Regions from separate parts of the Mus musculus genome. Here region 1 is linked to region 2. The links are chromatin loops, found by intact Hi-C in ENCODE. Cell type or tissue: left cerebral cortex. All regions are shown on one strand. Each heading gives the region's core, and the rest is flanking DNA. Links, peaks and the distances in the headings are about the cores only.

Region 1 (11,105 bases), core at 2,176-7,175, 87 kb before region 2:
GTCCTGGGCAGCAAGCCTGTAACAGAGGGCTTGTGTTGGCAAACTCCTACCAAGATCTCAACTGCCTTTTATGCCAAAACTGACATTCTCAAACTCATACACAACTTAACATAGGCCACAAAAATAATTCAAGAGTCAGAATTATAAAAGTGACAGAAAAAAACATTCAGTGTAAATACTTGTAGCCTTAGGTCAGGCATTGGCTTTTTAGATATACTACCAAATGCACAGCACCAGAGGAAAATAGCAGGTTCATCAAAATTTAAAATGTCCATGCTTTAAAAGGTGCCATAAGGAAACAAAAAGGCAGCCCAGAGTGGGAGTAAATATTTTAAACCATATATTTGGTAAGCAGGTTTCACTCAAATTCTATTAAGAATTCTTACAAATGAATAATGATAAGATAATCTAATTAAAAGCAGGCAAAGGGCTTGCATAGACACATGTCCCAAAGAGACATAGAAACGGATCATAAGCACTGCAAGCTGTTCAACATCAGGCGTCATTACAAAAATTCAAACCAAAAGCCGTGAGCTCCAACCTCCAGCGACTAGGACGGCTTAACTGTAAGACAGACCGCAAGAAATGCTGACTAGAACACACAGAGATTGGAACCTGCAGACACTGCTTACGGGAATGGAACACAGCATATACTTTGGGACAGTCTGGCAGTTCTTCCAAAGTTATGAGTAGAGTTTCCTATGACTTTGAGATCCTACTTTTAGATATGTATTCAAGAATACTGAAAAAACATGCCCACAGGAAGACTTGGCCATGGATGTTTATAGTGTCCTCATTTGTAACAGCCAAAAATAGAAGCAGTCCAAACTCTAGCTGATAGATGAATAAGGAAATATGGTATAGGATTCTGGTATAGTGTGATGGTTATTCTTGGTTGTCAACTTGACTATATCTGGAACGAACTAAACCCCAAGCAGCTGGATATATCTATGAGGAATTTTCCTTAAGTAAATCATTAAAGTGGGAAGACCCACCTTCAGTTCCAATCTTTTGAACTGGGAAGAGCCACTTTTAATCAGGGCCACTCTGGGTGGCAGCCTAAACAACCCACCGGGAGAGAGAAGCTCTTCTCTCCTTGCTTGCCTTCACTCTAGTGGCAAGGTCATTCCTTCCCTGGCATTAGACCCTGCTTCTTTGGGATTTCAGCATATACTGATGCCATCCAGCATATTCCCCAGCCTGGTGAACTAAAAAGAACTAGATTCTTGGGCTTTCCATTGCTAGATTTCCATTGCCATAATGTGTGTGTGTGTGTGTGTGTGTGTGTGTGTGTGTGTGTGTGTGTGTTCTGTCAGTTCTGTTCCACTAGGGAATCCTTATACAGAATGCATCAAGTGCTATGATGCATATATTCAACAGAAGAAATCAGATCCAGGTCACATATGATGGTTCCATCTGTATGAAATGTCCAGAACAGGAAGAGAGAAGACACGGAGACCAGCGTCGGTCTAGAGCATGGTGAGGGTGGTGGAGATGGCTGCTGGTTGGGACTGTCATCTTTTGGGATGACAGTGGTGATGACTACACCTTGATAATACACTAAAAAACACTGAATCAAACATTTTAAAGAAAGACTTCTGTTGAGTGAAAACACTCTTAATAAAGTAGTTAAATCGAGAGGAGAAGCCATTTCTCTGGGTCTCTTGGTGAGGGGGGTCCTTTGTGGAATAGGCACAGCATCTGAGGAACCTTTCATAGGTTCTTAGCTGCAAGCATCTAGGAACCCACTGAAAAACAATGAATGTGAACTTGTGCTTCGAGTGTATCTTGGAAGAACGCTCTGCTCCTGCTGCAGTCTCACTCCTCAGTGATGCAAGGTTACCTTTGGCCTCCAATAATGGTCTGCCTTATTAATGAAAGATGGTCAGTCACATAAATGGGAACCTTGGATGTCAGTGATTATATGGGTTATCACAGATAAAACTGGATTAGTTTGAGTTTTCAAACCACTTATTTACTTTAAAATTTCAATTATGTGTCAGTAGGTATGTGCACACTGAGGGAGGCTTGGGGAACCCTGCGACTGGAGTTCAACTGAACACTGGTCTTCTGCAATAACCTTCTGCAATAGGTCTTCTTCCTGTGACAGAGTCACTTCTCCAGCCCATCCTCTGAATTTTGACACAGGCCACACTTCTTCGCACGAGTGGTAAGCAACACCTTGGTGACCTTATTCCTCCCCGTGCCACGGCTTTGGAGCCTTTGCTATGTCTGGGTCCTCGGCTGGAAAGTGGAATTGTGACTTAGAAGCTTGCTTTAGGGCAGAAGAAACAGATGAAACCCGGGCTTTGAACTTGGAAAAGTAAAAAAGAAAAAAATCTCCTGAAATAATCCAAAGGGCTTCTGGGAACTGCTCTGCCTCAGGTGCCGCTTGAGTGAGGAGACTGTATTGAGCGAGCATGCCACTAGCTTTCTCTCCATACTTTGGTTCCTCTACTCTTCCTGACACTCCCTGGTACAATGCAGGACCCTGCTGAGAGGTGGTGAACTTTTAAGTCTATTTGTGCTTTTATAAGCTTACTTTTGGGTTCTGATTTTATTTCTGTGAAAAAAAAAAGTACCACTTATGAAGTAAGCTACTTTTTGGATACATAGACTGAGACTGTATTTAACTGTGATAGTGAAGAAGTCAGGGGAAACTAACAGGGATGTTTAGACCATAAAGACTTGCTGAGGCCTGCTTCTGCTGTGGTCATGGGAAGCAGCATTGTAGGATAACCTACAAGGCATTCTATTCATTTCAATTCATTAGTAGAACCAAATAAATAAAAGTACAACAAAGTTAGACAATTAATGTCTTTTGTACTGTTTAAACAATATTTTATAAATTAAAAACATGAAGAGTACTACAGACAACTTTCACCCTAACTTGTCATAAAACAAGTGGTTTGCTTTTTCTGTATGAACACAGATTTCAGTGTTCTGTTTGAGAATTGCTTGAAGAGAGATCCAACGTTAGAAAGAAGTGGCACAGTTATTCTCATGGCATGTTGCACATGGACCGTGATTCTGGAGTTACCAAGAGAATGCCTGCTCAAGTTGTACCTCTAGCAGCTGTTGCCCCTGGACAGTGTAGCCTTCTACATGTGAGTGCCAGCCTCTGGGCAGTGGGCACTATGAAAGTCTTGACTCTTGGAGCCTTTGTGAAAATCAATTGAAAGCTTAGTACAGTGGGATGTGGCATATACAGAAATGCTCAGATATACCAGCCACTTCTACTTTACTGATGACAAAGAGGTAGCTGTCCATGTTTTGTGCTAGGTAGCTCCATATTTCAAAATACTCAGAGCATAAATGAGCCAAAGCTTTGTACTGTAACAAATATAGAACTTTTTTTTTTTTGGACATGATACATAAACATTTTCATGTTTGGAAAAAGTGGCGTATGTGGCTTGTTTTACAGATCTTGTTTATTTTTTAGCTTCTGAGTGTCGTTTATGAGAAAGTGGAGAAAGAAATGTACTAATGCAGAAAGGGAAAAGTTAACCTGATGGCCATGCATGCAGCCACCCACACGAAGGGCCGTGCACGCAGCCACACGACCATTTCTAAGACTTAGCCGAGGACAAGGCTCTACTCTTAACCTTCACTCGTATCATTTATTATTTGTGAAATTGCTGCAGAGACCAGAAGATAAAGAGATTAATGATGCCTTTATGGTTCCTAATGTAGATTATTATTGAAAATCTGTCAATTTAACTGGCAAGCTTTTGGCTCAAAAAATAAGGTCCTCATTTATAATTTGCAGACAATGATCACTCAAATTATAGGAAGTAACTGGGAAATAAAAATAACTATTATGATGAAAACCACATAATTATCTTTCTCATTAAGAGCATGAGGCATTCTATTATTCCTGGGATGTGCAGCATACTCTTTAACAGCTGTTGCAAATGAACTAAAACATCTGAATGGGAAAGAAAATGCATTACTGATCACTCAAACGATGAAAAATAAGTAGCGTTGTAATGGCCCGAGTGCTCCAAAGCACAGCCTAGCAGGAAGTCCCTCCCACAAGAAACCACAACCAAGCCACATGCAGACCCTTCTAGAATCCACTTCAGCTTTCCTCCCTCACTTGTCTTAACAGAGTTCTGCTTGCTGATGGTAGCATGTGATAGGATGGTACGTCCTCTGCTCTGGTGTGGAGATTTGGGGTTTTCTAAGAACACCTTCTTTTCTTTAGGGCTAGAAAAGTATGAGACATGCCAATCCCTTTGTGAAGTTAATCTTGGCAATCAACTCATCTGGACTGAGAGATGCCTAGAGAATTGTGATAGCACACTTTCTAGGTGTGTCTGTAAAGGTGTTTCCTGAAAAGCTTTACATTTTCGTCAGGGACTGAAGGGAAACACCACGCCAAAGGTGAGTCACGTTACCCAACCAGATGTGGTCCTACGGAGCAGCAGTGGTTGTAGGCCTCCAGCCCTGGGCTGGGTTGTGTCACTGGTTCCTCCTGGGCTGGGTTGTGTCACTGGTTCCTCCTGGGCTGGGATGTGTCACTGGTTCCTTCTGGGCTGGGATATGTCACTGGTCCCTCTTGCTCTGAGGCTTCCAGCTGCCTGGTGGGAGCAGCTACTGATTCCTCAACCTATCCAAGCACAGATGGCCACCATGGGCTTTGAAGCCTCTGATTCTGTAAGCTATCTAATAAATTGACTTCATATATACATTAGATGGGTTATTTTCCTCTCCAGAGCCTTGAGCAGCATGTTATTTTAAAAGTTATTTCTATCTGTTTGCCTCACTGAAGGATTCTTGCTTTCTGGAGCTCCTTCTTCCAGGGAGGCCCTTTCTAGGCCCCTGCCCCCATCTGCTTGTCCTGCTCTGTAGTGGGCTAGTGCAAATGTACTGGTACTTGAGACTGGAGAAGCCTGGACACTGTGGTCATCCCATGTTAAGGAATACACTGGAAGTCACTTTGGATAGAAACTTGTGAATAAGATATCAAGTACAAGTTTTGACAAGTCAATACGCTCTATGAATAAGACACTTTTATTTTAATATAAAGAGAAAAGCTTGAACAGCTAAAATAGCTATACAAATTATAAATAGGGACTAATCATTTGCTGAAATGCCTTTCCATACTCTACCAAGATTGGATCAGGCACACTTTTCTACCCCCAAGTAAGTCATCAGAGAACATTTAAAAAAATATCCACATAGTTGCTTTAAAGACTATCTAAAACAAGATCCACAAATTACCGACAGCATCTAAGAATGGTGCGCGTTGTCTACATGCAGAGCTAAGTGTAGGAGGAGAAAAAGTAAAGCTCAAGGCATTTAGCTGATTTAAATGAAGAAATGGTATTCTAAGAAAATGTGGGCTTAGGGGGCGTTTTTGACTGCTGTCAGGCAGTTTTCTTGTTTAGGAACAGTAGATAATAAAGTGTGTTTTATATCGTGTTTTTCTTACATGAATATTTCAATGGAGAGCTTATTGTTTCCAGAGTAGATCAACGTCCTCTTCAATATGATTGCTTGGAAAGCTGGAAGTGAATGCTAGGAGAGTTCACATATATAGTTCTTTGATTTATCCATAGGAAAGAGCTGAGAGAAGATAATTCTATACCTAAAATCAATGCCCATGGAAAAATTAAGTATTAGAAAGGAGCAATATGGTGCAATTTCCATGCTATACAATATTATATATTACATCATAAAAATTTCCTGCTATATTGTAATATCTAAAGAAAGAACTATATCATTGTATGTACTTTATGGTTGATTTTTCTAGTGTGACTCACTAATGTTCATGTACAGTAAGGAAATGAGTGTTAAATAAGCTTGTATCAGGGGACAGATAAAGTCATAGCATATTTAGAAGGCATTAGGTAGTGTCTGAAGACCCATGTCCTGACACCAAATATACATAGCCTCAGCAAACCATGCCTCGACCATCCATACAGTCACACAGAACCAAATTTACAGTTATTACCCAAATTTGGTATCTTAAAACAAAATATTTTTATGTTAATGCTGGATTAAAGGCTGGGATTAAAGGCGTGCGCCACCACTGCCAGGCAGCACAGCTTTTCACTAGGAGTCTGTTGCTGCTTTCTTCACTTCCTTTCTTTGTGATCATGTGTAGAGTCTTATGCTAGGCAATGTGCTTGGCAGGAACATAATGGTAGACTAAGGCTCTGCCATCTGGAGATTTTATTTAGAAGGCAACAAAGAACTATGTGATGTGAAATGGACTATCACAATGACACAGAATGGCAGGCGTGGCACAGTTTATGGAGTGCTGAGACAGTGTAACTGTCCTGCAGGAGAGAGCACATCCTAAGCAGGGACATTTCTGCTCTCCTTTCGGACCTTAGACTACCGAAGCAATGGTCCCCTGGGACCTCATGCTGGAGGGAAAAACTAGGTGCTTCTCTCCCAGAAGGAGATGACAGACAATTCTGACATCTTGTCAGGCCACCTTTAGAGACTGGCTCTGACACTGACGTTGGGCACATCATACTTCCACCAGGACTATGTAGCTATGCGTACCTTTCTCCCTCTATTTAAATCTAAACATCGTGTTAGGGCCCTGAAGATGGGCTTGGGGAAACCACTGGGTCTTTGTACTTGTGCCTTTTCCCAGTGTGGTCACACAGACTGCATCTCCTTTCTATGCTTCTCACCATGACTTATTTGGGCTTCTCTAGGTGTGTAAGTCTGGCTTGTTGAGGTCCTCAGAGCCCAGGCTGTAATCCTAACATGTTCAGTACAGAGGAAAGGGGGCCAATTAGCAGACTCTTGTATTTTGTAGTACATGCAAAGGCGCCAATTTCAAGGAGTTGATGATGGAGAAGCCAGGCTGATTTCAGTGTTGGAATGAGAATGCTAAGAGCAGAGCCTGCCATACCCAACCACTCTGCAAAGCTCTAGCAGGGGCTCCCTGGGCTGCCTTAAGGCCATTTCTTTCTCTGGGAAGAAGGCATGTGGGAAGTAGGTTGGGATTAGCAGACAGCAGTGCTATCAAGCTTGGTCTTAAAGCCTCTGCCAAGAACAGCTTGCTGATCTGCATGACAACTGCACAGGGTCTATTTCTTAGGGACATTTCTTACTGGTACTTATCAGGCCTAATTTGTGTTTATGTAATTTTACAAATAATTAGAAACTTTGATTAGAGTCCCACAGATGGTAAAGAAAGGTTGGCGATACTGTGGCTATTTCTGTACCTGCCACAGTCCCTGGAGGCACTACTGTTCTATGCAAGCCACTCACTGTGTGCCTCTCTTTCCTAACACTGGATGCTGTGAGGATGCTCACATTGCTGAAGAACCTGTCTTAGGACAGAGAACGCGAATGTGTGCCAGCGACACCCGTGCAATGGCCGTCTCCTCAGTTACTGGAGAATGAGCAGTGCTAACACTTCATTTCATAAAGACAGAAAAGGGATCTGCTTAGGCTTGTCCAGAAGGGGAGGGAGACAGGAAAGTGGGCAAGCACCTTCTGGGTTAGTTCTAAGGCAGCCCTGGTGGATTCAGCATAGCCATCCTCAAGGGCACAGATAACCTCCTGTGAAGACTGATACCAACCCAGGGGTGGGCTGCTTCACTTAGAAGGCCCTGCATATGTGAGCTCACTCTGTAAGAAGTCTCTCTCCACCCACAGTGCATCAAGGTGCGGCCTTTTCTTGCTTCCGATTGTTTCCACAGGATCACTTTTCTTTGTGCTTGGCAGAAGCAGAGTTGATAAATATGAAATTGCACATGTGCATGGATCCTGGCATTCAGCTCACATATTTCTTAAGTTGTATCCTGTTTTGGAGATCAGCCAGGAGGAAGATGTATTCCCCAGTGCGGAGATGTCCATGCTAAGGTGCTTCTGGGCTCTTTTAAGTCTATGGAGAGGATAAGTAACTGGAGAATCTGCACAGGAAACCTATAGATCCGCTCCCATTGGCTCCCATTGGCTCCCATTGGCTCCCATTGACTGCCCCAGGATCACTAACACAGTTTATACTAGATTCAGAAACGGAATGAAGATGGTTGAGAGGACAGGTGATATATGAGACTAAGTTTAATTACTATTTACCACGGGCTCAGCTTCTCATTGAGAGACAAGTTCTACAGTCTTCTCTAAGGAGAGGACAGAGAACATCTTGTTCTTCAGCAACGATTCTGCCCCTTTTATAAGGTAGAGATGTTGTTCATTGATCTCACATATGGAATGCATTTGGGTTCAACTTGTTTGAGAATTTCTGTGTTAGCTCTATTCGTTTGTTACACGCATGAGAAGTTAGCTTCCTAAGAATGAACTGAACAGCCCCATTCTCCCTTTGGTTGGTCATGGAACTACTGAAAACCCACACAGCAGTTGAACGAATTTTGTCAGAGGTAGCAAAGAGGTAATTGTCCATTTTTACATTCCAGGCATCTGTTCATCTGCTTCTCAGAAGAACCAATACAAAATGCTTTTGATTTAACTTTATATTTATATTATATTAAAAAAATCTCTTGAACTGCTTGTCTATTGGACACAGAAACATTTGTTTGTTAAGTATTCAGTCATGCCCCAGTACCGGGGACATCAATAGAGTGTGTCTGATAGCTGTAGCACAACATATGTATGCTAGAGAGGATGAGTTTCCCCGGAGCCTGCACTTCCTTTGTTGAGCTACATTTCTTAGAAGGCCATGCAGATGGGCGTTTGGACAATCATTTCTGGATGCACAGAATGGATGGCTCTTGCTGAGCTGTAATTTTGAGAAAGATAATTTTAATGACTCTGGAGGGCCACTGACTTAGAGCAGATGGGACCTAGGTTCTTTGAATCACAACGTTCATGTTGAATGAGTTAGGACAGAACTCATTCTAGCCTTTGCAAAACAGGATGATCATATTTATCTAAAGAAAAGATGTCTATAACATCCCTAACAGTTCTGAGACAAAATGCATCCGGAATATTCCAAGTTCACCTTTAATGGCAAACATGAACTGCAATCTGGCCAGTGGAAGTTTTCATTTTGGCCACTATTTTAAATATGGTAATTGACAACCCCTTTCAGCTAGACAACAAGGTTGGTGAGCAGCTGAGATAGTAGAGAGAATGCTTATGTTGTTGAAGAAAGAGCATAGCTACATAGTCTCAAAAATGAAAACTTAACTTCTTCTTTCATGGTAATAAGATTGGCCATTCCAATGTATCTAAAATGACTTCATAACAACTATTTCCAAACAGTATTTCTACTTCTTGGCTACTTCTAGAAACTCTCAAAGGAATAATATAGCTCTCTGTAGATGATATAGTGTCTTATGCTTCTTTTTACTAGTGTGTACACAAAAGCGAGAGGAAAGCAGGGTGGCCCTCAGCAAGCACCTAACCTTCATCCTGTCTGACATTGGGCTAAGCAAGTTATTTCTGTTACAGGATTGTGATTTTTCTGGGAGGCAGTGACTGTATGGGATAGGAAAGTAGAACTAAATATCCATTGGAGAAGTAATAAGGTTCCTAAAATTGTTCAAAACAAAGCACATTTTCCAACAAGGTAGATTTGATAGCTTTTTTTTTTTTTTTAACTTACAAGACTTTAAAGAGTTCTTACTGAAAGTCTCACCTAAAACCAAACATTGATCTGGAAAGATGTATACAGCTCCTACCAAAAATGGTAGAAATTTGCCTTATAAGCAAGAACTGATTTATGCTTTCTTTCCCTCCTATACAACAATTCACAGTCTAGTAGAAGTGATAAAGAGGACTTTGACTCTTTCAGAAGTGCCTCAGTAGTAATAAAGACATGCTGATGTGAACAGGCCAAAAGGATTATTCACACAGAATAAATATTAGATTTGTCTGGCAGGTTATTCTGGAGAGTACATTACATTGTAATACAGGAAAAAATGTGAAGTAATATATTTAAGAGTCCTTCTATTTTCCTATTTCATATACTGACATTTAAAAGTTTTCAAAGACTACACAGAAACAAAATGTCACATGTGGATCAAAGATTCATTTCATTATGATGTGTGAATGAGCTAATCAAAGGAATGTAGAGGTGAGTAACTTATAGCATAACCCAGAAATTTATTCAATGAGGAGATAGTGCAAAGGGAAATAACTAAATTATTGAATGTAAAAAACAAAAACAAAAAGAAAAACAAAAATCCTCGAAAGTACCGATACCAGGAAAGAACAAATACGTGTTTACCACTGATGTTTACACATTTGTTCCTTACAGGCTTCCATACTGTGGATGAAAAGAAGATATCAAAGCTTTACCACCGAATCTGAATGTGACAGGGAGCCAGTCTATATTTATTTGTGTCCCAAATGGATATTCCAGGGGGCAAATATTGCAATCTGAATTGTACAGGGTGAGGATGTGGCTTTGAAGCCATTGACATCAGTATGTGCTCCATAGCCATAGCTGAGGTGTTGAAAGTGACAGTACCATAGGTCTAGATAAAATTAAATTAGGGGAATAATGAAACATTAATTTAAAGCTAGTTCAACTTGCAAGCCAGGTGCATCTACTAGCCATGTTGGGAATAATGAGGAAACGCCAAATGGCCTTTCAGATGCTGTGACAGTGTGACAAGCCCTTTGTTTTAACAGCTTTCCTAATTTTACATGGTAGTTTCAATTTTATAGCTCGTCATGAAATATATTTCTGAAATGTGCTTTTCAAATAAAAGGTACAACTTCAAATTAATTGAGCACTAGCATATCAGTACACATGACAGCCTGGGGAATGAAACACACATCAAGCAGAGTATGAGAGATATTCTAAAAACTCCCACTGTTTAGTGCGGCTCTCCCAGTGTGATCTCTGATGTGAGTTAATTAATTAAGCTAGCAGCACCTTAAATGATAAAGACAATACATCACTGGAACCTTACTTTAATTAGTCTTTACTATAAAAGTATACTTTTCTTTTATAATAATAACACAATGTGATTCTACCTGGTTTATGTTACTGAATTTGAATAAACTTATGTTTAAATATCACTCACTTGTCAAATATTACATAAAGTATTTCAATTATTGGGTATACATTTCAGGTATCTAAGTAATATAATTACCACCTGTTCATATAATAAAATATTAATGTTTTTATCTATGTGTTATTTTTAAGGATATAACATTCT
Region 2 (11,105 bases), core at 2,196-7,195:
AGACACTGGCAGAGCCTCTCAGGAAACAGCTATATCAGGCTCCAAAGAGCTATACTAGTCAGCATAACTTCTAACTTTTAGGAACTCCTGTCTATAATTACATACTTTTATTTTCCACATTAAAAAAACCCAAAACTTGTCTAGTATAAACTTGAAAGCACACCTTTCTGTTTCGTTTGAGATCTTTCAAGGCTCACTACTTTGCATTTACTCTAAGAAATATCCCAAATTAGTTGCTCTGTGTTGTATGTGATGCAGAGATTATTTTCTTTCTTTCTTTTTTTCAGTTGTCCCATTAACATTTCTTCAATTTTCTTTCCTCATGGAGAATCCATGGTCCTTTGTTGAAAATAAGCTGACCATATTGCTCTACTCTGTTTTCGATTGCTGTCTTGGAATGCTTGAAGCTGGGTAAGTTTATTTTAAATCAAAGTTTATGTATCTTTATTTTAAGTGAGGCCTCTTAGCTTACACTAATTATGGGAGTTGAGAGGCATGGTATCTGTATCAGCTCAGTTGTGGTAAGAGTCCCATGGCAGATGGTGGTAACATCACACTATCAGAAGGAAGACTGCATTTTGAGGGAGGAAGATAGAGAACAGATTATGACTCACTCTTTGAACAACTCACACTTGCAAAAACTCAAAGTCCCATGAAAACAGCCTTAATCCTTTTGGGCATCACTTACAATGACTAAGCTCCTCCCACAAGACCCTACCTTTTAGGTCCATACTATCTCTCAAAACACTAGGGTGAGAGAGGGGTTATGCTACTAATACAGGGAATGCTAGAGGAAAAGCCACACTCCTATGACATCACACAAACATTTATGTGGATCTATTTTTAGACCATTCCTTAATCAACATTTTTTTTTAGTGTTCATTTTTTTTTCTAGGCCAATAACATATGCTTTTGATTATTATAGATTAACTGTAAGTCTTTGGTTTTATTTAAGGCTTGTTTCATCTTTTCTTTGTTTCTGTACCTACTTTTGATTAGCACAACTTCTAACTTTTAGGAACTCCTGTCTGTCTAGTTACCATATTTAAAGTTAGTTAGTTGGTTATATTAAATTGAATCTAAAGGTTTATTTTGGAAAAACAATATTGAGTTTTCCAATCTAGTCATAAGAAATACATCTATCTGCATTACTTAGACCGTGTCTAATTTTTCTCATATTGTTTGTAGTTTGCATTTTATAACTTACATATATCTTTTTAAAAAGGATTTTTGGGTACTTGGTACTTCTTACACAATTGGAAATATCTGTAATTTAATATTGTGTCCATTTGCTGCTGGTATAGAGAGATCAATTGATTTTGGTGTGCAGGCCTTGTTGGTAGACATTGCTGCATTCATTTGTGTGCTCAGCTGCTGTCTGTATACCCCTGAGGGTTTGCCACGTGATCACGTCATCAGTGTATAAAGACGCTTTGGTTCTGCCTTTTTATTTCATTTTGTTTCATTATTACACGGGAGTGAGAATTTCTAGGTCTACAGCTATAAACAGGAATGAATGGTGCTGAAGAGAAACATGGAGATTCCTATCACGTGCCACAACCTGCCAATCATTTCTACGGAGCTGCTCATGTACTCCTCCCACTAGTCCTGTGAATGAGATTCAGGGTTCACTGCTTACCACTAGTGAGGGGCTCAGAGACACTGAAAATCTGATCAGGGTCTCATAGCCAGCACGTGTCGGAGCCTGGAATTCTAAAGCCTAAAAGGGCAAGACAAGAGGAATAAGGCTAACCTATTTACGAGTCGATTTGACAATTCCAAAGAAGAGCAGTTGCTTGGTGCCTTAGAGTTCCCATTGCTCTGACCAAACACCATGACCAAAAGCAATGCTGGAAGAGAAAGGGTTTATTATCTTACAATTCCCTGTCACCGTCCAGCATGAAGGAAGTCAGGGCAGGAACCTGGAGGCAGGAACTGGAACAGAGGCCAGAGATGAATGCTGTTTACTATCTTGCTCTTCATGGCTTGCTCAGCCCGCTTTCTTATATATTCCAGGAACCATCTGCCCAGAGGCGGCACCACCCACAATGGGCTGGCCCACTCATCCACATCAGCCATTAAGAAACTCATCCAGAGGACACGTATGTGGGGCATTTGCTCAATTAAAGATCCCTTTTCCCAAATAACTCTAGCTTGTGTCTTGTGACATAAAATTAGCCAGGATACTTGGATTTGTGCTTTTGAAAGTCTGAGTGCTTATGAGGAAGGGAGAAGGCAGCAGGTGGGTACTCATTTCCCTTCACTATTATAGAATTCTAGAAAACAAGAGCGACTAGGTCAAAGGTGTCTGTAAATACTACTGACCTTCTGACAAACACACTGTATTTACCACAGAAAAAATCCTAATGAAGTGCTTCTGTAGAGTGTGCTCTGATCTGTCTAGAAGCACTTACCATAAACAAAGGATCCATAGACTTTTTGAAAAATATAACCTAAGCACAAATAAATAAATGCGCAGACATCTCTCTTTGGTGAGAGATGCTCCTGGGGGTACTGTATGGAGACGTCCTTTTTAAAATCTGAACAAAGTACATTTAGAAAGGACTAGAAAGTTGTAGCAGTGACTAGATTCTTCTGTCTTAGCACTTACATCCTTCAACTTATAAGTAAACATTGGCTGAAGTCTATCACTCTTATGAGTCTTTGGCACTCCAATCTTTTGGGCTATTCTCATAAACGTGGCTGTGTTATGCTCTCTCTTTCAGAAGCACACCCCCAAGTGTAGAATATGAGATAGGAAAGTGTATGAACGTCTTGAGAAGTGATGCCATTAATCAGGACTAAGGGAATCAGGAGATTAAAAGCCAAGGAGGGAATCTCAGTGGAAGAAGACATTGCCAGTGCTAACACTATTCTATCAGGGCCTCTGAGACAGGTAAGAAGTATTATCAATGCCAACATTGTTCCACCATGGCCTCTGGAGACACATCCATCAGACCCACAGGATGCACTTCTTTAATGGATGGAAGAAGGAGCACATAGCCAGATTTTCTAGCCCCCAAAGTTGAAGGGACACTTCCAGGGACCTTGGCATCCAGCTGTAACCAGCCTAAGCAAGCTTGCAACAAAGTCTACCATTCCTGTAGCTGCTTTGCAGAGGCAAGTCCAGATGATATGGCACCATCCACCATTCCTCAGCAGCTTCACTTCTCGGAGAAATCCCCTTTGCTCTTTGTTTTGCCAATGTGAATTATAATCATTCATCAGAATTTGTTTTGAAATGCCATATCCTGCTAGATGACGTCTCAGATTTCCAGATTAAAAACAAGCACATCTCTTTTCACTTGCTACCGTGTGCTTTTTACTTCTATTACTATTTTTCGATTTTGCCCTCTGATCTACACATCAGTACATGAGCAATTTTATAGGCCATAAAAGGATGGACATTTTGTATTTTTGTAAGTGAGTAACATGCAGTTCTACGCATTTCAGTTTTATCATCTGACAGTCATGTTTTTATTGAATTTAAATAGGATTATAGAATTTGGCATTATCCTAGAGTTTAGAGAAAGCACTAACTTTAACTTCCTCAGAGATATCTGTCCTTAGGGCTCAGTGATTTGTCAAGTTCCCAGTGTTCAAGAATAAGTCGGACAGACTTCTTCAATTTTGGGGAAAGACAATTCAGTCATCAGTACTGGCTTGAGTTAGTTTGTACATGTTAGTTTTCAGTTATGAGTTCACACTAGCTACTGCCAACTAACTGTATCAGAAATATGTCACACTGGGGGATGGAAAGGCTTAAGTCACTAATGTGCTTGCAGGAGGAACACACGACACGACTCTGGATCCACAGAAGGTATGGTCATGTGTCTATAATCCTAGCACAGGTGGGAATAGAAGAGATCAGCATATCTCTGGAGCTTGCTGGTCAGCCAGTCTAGGTTCCACGAGATCTTATCTCAAAATACGTGATAAAAAACTGACTGAGGAAGACATGCACTATCAATCTCTGGCCTCTACACACATGTATACATGTAGATATATACACACATGTACTCATTTGCATATACACAATACACACACAGAAATATTGCATACTTGTTCTTTTTAATCATTTTGAAGCAAGATTTTCTGGCTTCAAATCCTGCTTTACCATGTGTTATTTTAACAACTCTGGGAAATCAGTTAATCTCCATACTTTAATTTCTTCACTTGTAAAAGGTAGATGGTGGTAAGAATTTATAAGAGAGGTGTTGGGACTGCATTAGAGAATATATGAAAGATGCCTGCAGTGGCCAGACAAAGAAAATCTCCCAAGGCCTAACCTTCACTGAGTTGCTTCTCTGTGGGTTATTTAATAAGCTCTGTGGATTGGGGGTTTTAAGTTTTCTAATAATTAAGTTTAAGTGGATCATTCATATCTACAAAGTTCTCTATCAGTAACCAATCCCATCTTCCATAATGAAAAGTGTGAGTCATGGACTGTAAGTCCTTGGATTGTAAATCATGGATTCTTGGATCCGACTGCAATGAATTTATGGTTAAAAAATGAGTGTAGATGTCACCACAGGCTTCCATGTCGGTGTGTTTCCTGTATGTGCCTGAGTGCTATACCTGGTTATCACGGTCATTACACTGATGATTCGGGAGCTTTAATTAATCTAACTGAATTTACTTGGTGAGCTTCCTCTTTTAAAACCCTACCAAGATTATATGTTTGCTCTTCTATTTACTGAGTGCTTCCTCAGTGACAAGCATCAGGCAGATGTATAAAGCATGTGTTCTAACAGGGGAAAGAGTAAGAAATAAAAACAATTATAGAGTGTGTCATCCATCTCCTAACAAGTGCTATGAAAAATAGACAACAGAGAGTGACATGAATGGAAAATATCTGTCAGTTAGTAAGGCATCTTGAAGAAGATGGCACTGGACAGAGCTGAAGGCAGGAATCACACACATACACATCTACAGGAAAGGGCAGTCCAGATAGAGTATTCTATAGAACTGTATGGAAACACAAAGAAAGAGTTGTTTCTCTACCACAGTAGATCTTTCCATGCATCCTGTAGGAGTACCAGGAGAGGTGACTTACTGAGCTGGGAGGCTCACTGGGAAGTAGACAACAGGCTCCGTCCAGCATGAGCATCCCCACCCAGAGGCTAGGGTTCACTCTACACAAAACAGATCTCTTAGACCTAGCCACTGTGGCTCTGACATTGGAGAGAATCTTCATAAGATCTCGTGCCCAGCTAAGGACTAGGCCTCTCAATGTGACAGGAGCTTAGCCACTGTCTGCAAAAATCAATATGCAAACCTTCCTCATCTCATAATCAAGAGTCGTTGGTTTTGGAGGAAAACAAAATCATGTGCTAAGCTTAAATGGTTCTGAAAGCAAGCTGAGTTGCTACTTTAAAAAAAAAAATAAAATTAGTCATTCATGAGAGAAAGAATATAAATGCCTATGTGTGACTACTTCAAAGCTTCATTATGCGAGTAAGCTTTTTTGGGGGCAATTTAGTTGCTGTAAGGAAGGCTGCTTATAAAGCAGCTCTTTACTTGTAATACAGGCTTGATTTCCACCACTTAAAACCTCCTGGGACCTAACAAAAAAAGAGAAAGAAGAAACAGAGGCATTACCCCTCTTGTACCTAAAGATGCATTAAAAAAATACATGTAAGTTAAACCGCTGCGACAACCTCAAGCAAGCACTCATAGCTAAGGGTCAGCGGCACAGTAGGAAAGGTAATGAGACCACGTCGGGGAGATGAATGGGGAGACGACAGAAAACTCAAGCTAATGTGCAATAATATTCCAGTGATCAGCAGGTACATAGCTCTCACAGCTATGGTCATTAGCCACATTCATTCTAACTTAACGGCTAGATTTGCAAACCACTTGAAAAGAGAATTACTTTTCAATTCAATCTTCAGTTCATTTTTATATCATCATCTTTGATTGACAGTTTTTTCACCCTGGCAGGCTCAGTAGGAATTTGAGTGGATGGCAGCCACCTTCCAGGAGGGGTGGAGGTCCTGTCTATTGAGTCACCCTTGCACTTTCCTTCTCTTTGTGTAAGTCTTTGGGGGATGTTGGCTTCGGCCGGCCGGGAGGAGCTTACAGAACTGATGCTGTACTTCAGAAGACTGACTGAATTCCTTTATCAGAATCATTTGTCCTTGAAGCCAAAGTGGTGGTGATGACTATGATTTTTTTCCTTATTATGATCTAAAAATTACTAACTTTAATGCACATTTGAGGCCTAAGCATACAGAAATAGTGAGATTGCAAAATGACATGAGAAAATACATAGTGTCATGTTTAAGTCTGGAGTAATGTGGCTATGGAATGAAATTCCAAGGCAAGTACAAAATGGTTCTGTCTTTATCTGATCCTTCCAATTCTGTACATTTACCAAGAGGACTTTTATTTTGTCAGTTTTCTCTGTATACTTCTCTTGAAGTTTAAACTCACTGAGCACTCTTTGCCCTTTTTAGAAAAGAGAAACAATTCTGCCTTGTGTGCTTTGCTGGAACATGATGTAGCCTTTGTTCCTTCTTTTCTCTTTTTTCTATTTCCATCAGAGGAAGCTAAGGCAAGAATTTAAGGCAGGAGCTTAAGCACAAAGCGTGAGGAATGCTGCTTGTTTGCTCCCAGGCTCCCATTTAGCTACCTTTCTTATACAGACCAGGTTCCCCTGTGCTGATGGTAGAGTCCACAGTGACCTGGGCCCTCCTACACCTCTGCAGTAAAGAAAGTGCCGCCTCCCTTCCCTCCCCCACACCTATAGCACAATCTCATGGAGGCAATTCTTCACCTGAGGTTACTTCTTCCCAAGTATGTCAAGTTGATAGCAAGATAAGGCATGGAAGGAAGCATTTGGTCTTTCACTATCAAGTATGATATACAAAGTCCTTCCTCGATCCTTCCCTTATCTTAATTTTTGGAGTCTTTATCAAGAATATATGTTGGGCTTTGTCACAGTTCATCTGTCTGTTTGAGGTGGTCACAGTACAGACTTCTTTCTTTCTCCCAGTAGGGTTTATCTACCTTCAACATCATGGAGAAAACACACATGGCCACAGAGACAAATGGGATATGAAACCATCAGATACCAGTGAGAACAGGGACAGAGGAAAAACACTGGGAAGAAACACTATGTGTAGAAGTAACAGCTAAAACTCAACCATGTGATTGAAGGGTTAGCAACTCTACATGCAGGAAGCTTGAAAACTCCACATATAATGAGCTAAAAGCAAGCAACACCCAAAAAGCTCATAACCCCACCATGGAGAGCCAGACAAAGCCAGAGACCATACTAGCGGTAGCAGGAGGGAAATAACTCACTCTGCAGAAAGGAGCTGCATGAGGACTAATAGCTGACTTCTCACCAGAAGCCAGTGGCAGCAGAAGTGGGAGGAAGATATTTAAAGAGAAACTCTATCAACCCAGTATTATGAATTAGCCGACCCATCATTTAGAAGTGGAAAAGAAACTAAGATATTCTAATATAAACACAAGTTGTGTGAGTTTGTTGCTAGCAAGCTCACCTTGAACAAATAGTGGAAGCATCTGGGATGGGGTTGGTTGCCGACTTGGGGAGGTTTAGAACCATCAAGGCTGTGAGGCTCAGGGCAGTCTGTGAGGGGCTTTCTATGTTAGGTTAACTGAGGTGGGAAGACTCCCCCTAAATCTGATGGGCACCTCACCAGTTGGGATCACACTCTGACTAGAAAGGGGAGAGGAAGCTGGACTGTAGGCTTCATGTGCTCTGCCTTCTGCCTTTCGACAGTGTGACCCGCTGCCTCCTTGTGCTCCTTTGCAAATCCTCCATCATGAAAGACTGTCCTTCACACTTTGAGCCAAGAGCAACCTTTTTCTTCTCAGGCTGCCTTGATAGGTGTGACCACAGTGAGAACAAGCAAGACAGTAGTCCTTCTGGCTTACACAAAAGGGCAGTGCCCAGGAACTCCCATGCATGCAAACTAGTTACAGCATGTCAGAAAATGGAAAAACATGAAAAGTGTTGCAAATATATTTGCTGTAACTTTCCCCCTCCATGTCTTCCGTAAGAACAGAAGCCGTTGGGTGTGGTGGCTGAGGCCTCATGATGATGAGGTGGGAAGATCCAGACTTGAAGGAGAACTTGGGCTTTACAGTAACTTCCAGGCCAGCCTGGGTCACACAGTGAGACTGCTTCAAAAACAAAAACAAACCAAAACCAAATTTTTCTTACATAGAAAAAAGAAAAGCATAAAACGGTAATTACACGCCCGCGTTTAGGATTACAGAATACAAGGAAGTAATTTGTATAATAATAGCACAAAGGAGGAACAGAGAACAGAATCGGTTTTTATACACCACTGAAATTAAGTTAATACTGCATAAGACTGTCATAAATTGAGATTTTTGTCAATGTAGTCCCCAGGATGTTCAGAGCAAACCCATCCTCCCAATATCTTTTCTTTGGGCAGGGAGGGCGGGGTTAGTTTCTGAAACCTATGTTGCTATTGTTTTAACTGATCTTGTTTGTGGTAGCATCTGAGCACAGTCCTAAGAAACTAAAGACAGCAGGATTCATGTGTTCTGTCTTGATGCAAACATCCCAGAACCTGAGCTTTCTAGCACACAATTCCTTAGAGAAGCTAGAATTGTGTGTAATTTGAGCACTTAAAAAATAGCTGTCTCTGACAGAAAAGCATTCAGGTTCCTGACATTTCTACCACACACTCTCTTACCTTCCAGACATGGTTTGCCACGGACTGCCATGGAACTTAGCCTTTATTTTGGAAAGTAAACTTCCAGCTCTCCAGCTGTTTGTTCATGTGGAGGACCAGAGGTTGTCCTTTCCGTGTCACTGACCATTCTGTTTAAACCTTAAACAACTACTTTCCAAATTTATAATAAAAAAGATATCTGGTGATCAAGTCCACTTTTCGCAAAGCACAAACAGTTACATCCCAAGTTGTCACTATAAAGCACAGCACAGACTCCGATTATTAACGGTTCCCAATTGTCACAAGCTTTAAAAAAACTTGAAAAAGTTTCTACTTCCCAAATGTGGAAATAATGAGTTTCTAACAAAGGGGAAAAAAATCTGTCAGATGTTCTTAAATATCTTGAATATTTACTGTTTAAATATTTTTCTTCCCATTTCTGCTTTCCTGAATATAGCACTATAAGTTGGCAGTCTATACATTCTCTTGTTCTATTTTTACATGATAATCTCACACCTCTTTAAGGGGATGCTATTTCACAAGTACACAAACAGACACACATGGGAGTATTCACTGTAACACTGATATTAACCAGAGGTAAAGCTTAGAGGTCTGCCATATGGATCTAAATAAGCTAACCCATGCCACACTCCAGAAACGTATGACAACTATTAAAAAAGATGAGGCAGTTTACCATGTAGCCACATGGAAAGATTCCCAAGATAGGTGAGGCAAAACCATCGCACTCACCAAGCCAAGTGCTGGAGAGTGAGTGCCAGGATTCTACTGTGGGTATAAAGGAGATCTGGGGGGTGTCACAGACATGCATGCTTAATGTCTGGAGCTGTTCATAGAAATGTTAATACCTGTTCTTGTGGAAAGAGATTCTACCTTTCTTATTATAGACATGTGTATGTTATTACACAATATGATATTAGTTGGATTTTTTAAAGCCCCTAAGAGCAAAGCATTGATTAATGCTTAACTATTCATTTAAAATAAAATACAGTAAAGATATACAGGGTATTAACAAGCAATGTTGGAGAAAGGCTCTTTGCTATCTGAGAGTTTGAAAAGTCTTTGTAGCTCCTAGGAGGGAAGCGCAGGAAGGGCTTCTCCACCAGGTCCACAGCCATGTGGGAATCAATAACTGGCCTTCGAGCTGGGAACACAACAATTTACTTACAGTGGCTTATTGAGTACTTAGCTCAATAGGAGTGGACATTTTGTCAATATCATTCTAATGGATGCTGGGGGTGACAGTTCAGCACTGTAATATACAAACGGGAAGGCCATATGATAAAATTTATATGTCCCCAGAGTCAGAAAATGATCATCTGAGGCGAATCTACAGAAAACCATGAAACTTATCTTACTGCACGGCTCCTGTCTGCTTTGGATGTTATACATTGTGTTAATGGTAATACAACACTGACATTTTTTTAAAATCCCCTTTCCTATTTTCCCCTCTGAAAATCCCCTATCCTCTACCCCCTCCCCCTGCTCCCCAACTCATCCACTCCCACTTCCTGGCCCTGGCATTCCCCTACACTGGGGCATAGAACCTTCACAGGACCAAGGGCCTCTCCTCCCATTGATGACCGACGAGGCCATCCTCTGCTACATATGCAGCTGGAGCCAGGAGTCCCTCGTAACACTGACGTTTTTATGTTCTTTTATTTTACAGTTTTCTAGAAAATGAAAGATGAAATTAGACAATCTTCCTTTTAATTTGGATTAGGCTGGAAACTTATCAACTCAAGCGCCTTCCCGTCAGGTTAGACAGTGCAGGAAACTCACTGGCTGAGCAGGACTCTTGGTCTGCAGTAAGTTTGAAATGTAGAGGTCAGTTAAGTCCTTCAGTTCTGCAGCCAACCTCTAAGTCTCCCCACACCCCACAAAGCTATCATGTTTCCATGCATTCTACTGCACAAAAGTGCTGTTCTCCTAACCAAATGTTCAGTGAGATAGCACGCTTATTCTATGGTTGAAGTATAAAACAGCATCTTTACGTTTGATTTCTTGTTTTCCCTTTTCTATAAACTGGATTTACAAACTCTTTTTACAATATTCTGGGATGAATTAAAGTGTGAATTCAAGCTGGATGCAGTGCTGAATGTCTTTAATCCCTGTCCTTGGGAGAGGATGAGGGAGGGTTGTCTGGTCTACATTGTGAGTTCCAGGACAATCAGGACCACAAAGAGACAAAAACAAAAAACCAAACTAAACAAACAAACAAAAGCTGCAAAACAATGTGCACATAAATAGCTTCTAAAAGCCTTTAAATGCTAGGAGCTCCTAAGTTCTCTTTTATACGACAAAATCAAAAGACATTTTTCATGGGGACCATATCTACCCTGCCTTATTTTAAATGCTATCTGCATGTTGATAAAGTTGATTTAGATCTCTAGCCAAGAGTTCTTCTTG

The links. A loop is a pair of places that touch in the nucleus more often than their neighbours do. Peaks named below come from ENCODE experiments on the same cell type or tissue, not always from the same donor. Only the 100,000 strongest peaks of a DNase experiment are listed, where the experiment ranks them.
Region 1: a loop joins it to region 2, with 2.3 times the contacts of the local background. A loop is called at or near these places in 2 of 42 quality-filtered maps.

Annotation. Positions count from the first base shown.
Region 1 is chr14:8,497,426-8,508,530 of GRCm38, forward strand. The region is part of intron 12 of Cfap20dc (CFAP20 domain containing); the gene reads right to left. Among named protein-coding and RNA genes, the nearest start is that of Gm46492, 39 kb to the left of the region's middle. In left cerebral cortex, for the core only: no CTCF peak of the experiment used is centred there; DNase peaks (open chromatin) are centred at 5,283, 6,148 and 6,928.
Region 2 is chr14:8,584,686-8,595,790 of GRCm38, forward strand. All of the region lies in intron 4 of Cfap20dc (CFAP20 domain containing), which reads right to left. Among named protein-coding and RNA genes, the nearest start is that of Cfap20dc, 76 kb to the right of the region's middle. In left cerebral cortex, for the core only: no CTCF peak of the experiment used is centred there; DNase peaks (open chromatin) are centred at 5,186 and 5,447; H3K27ac peaks cover 184 bases.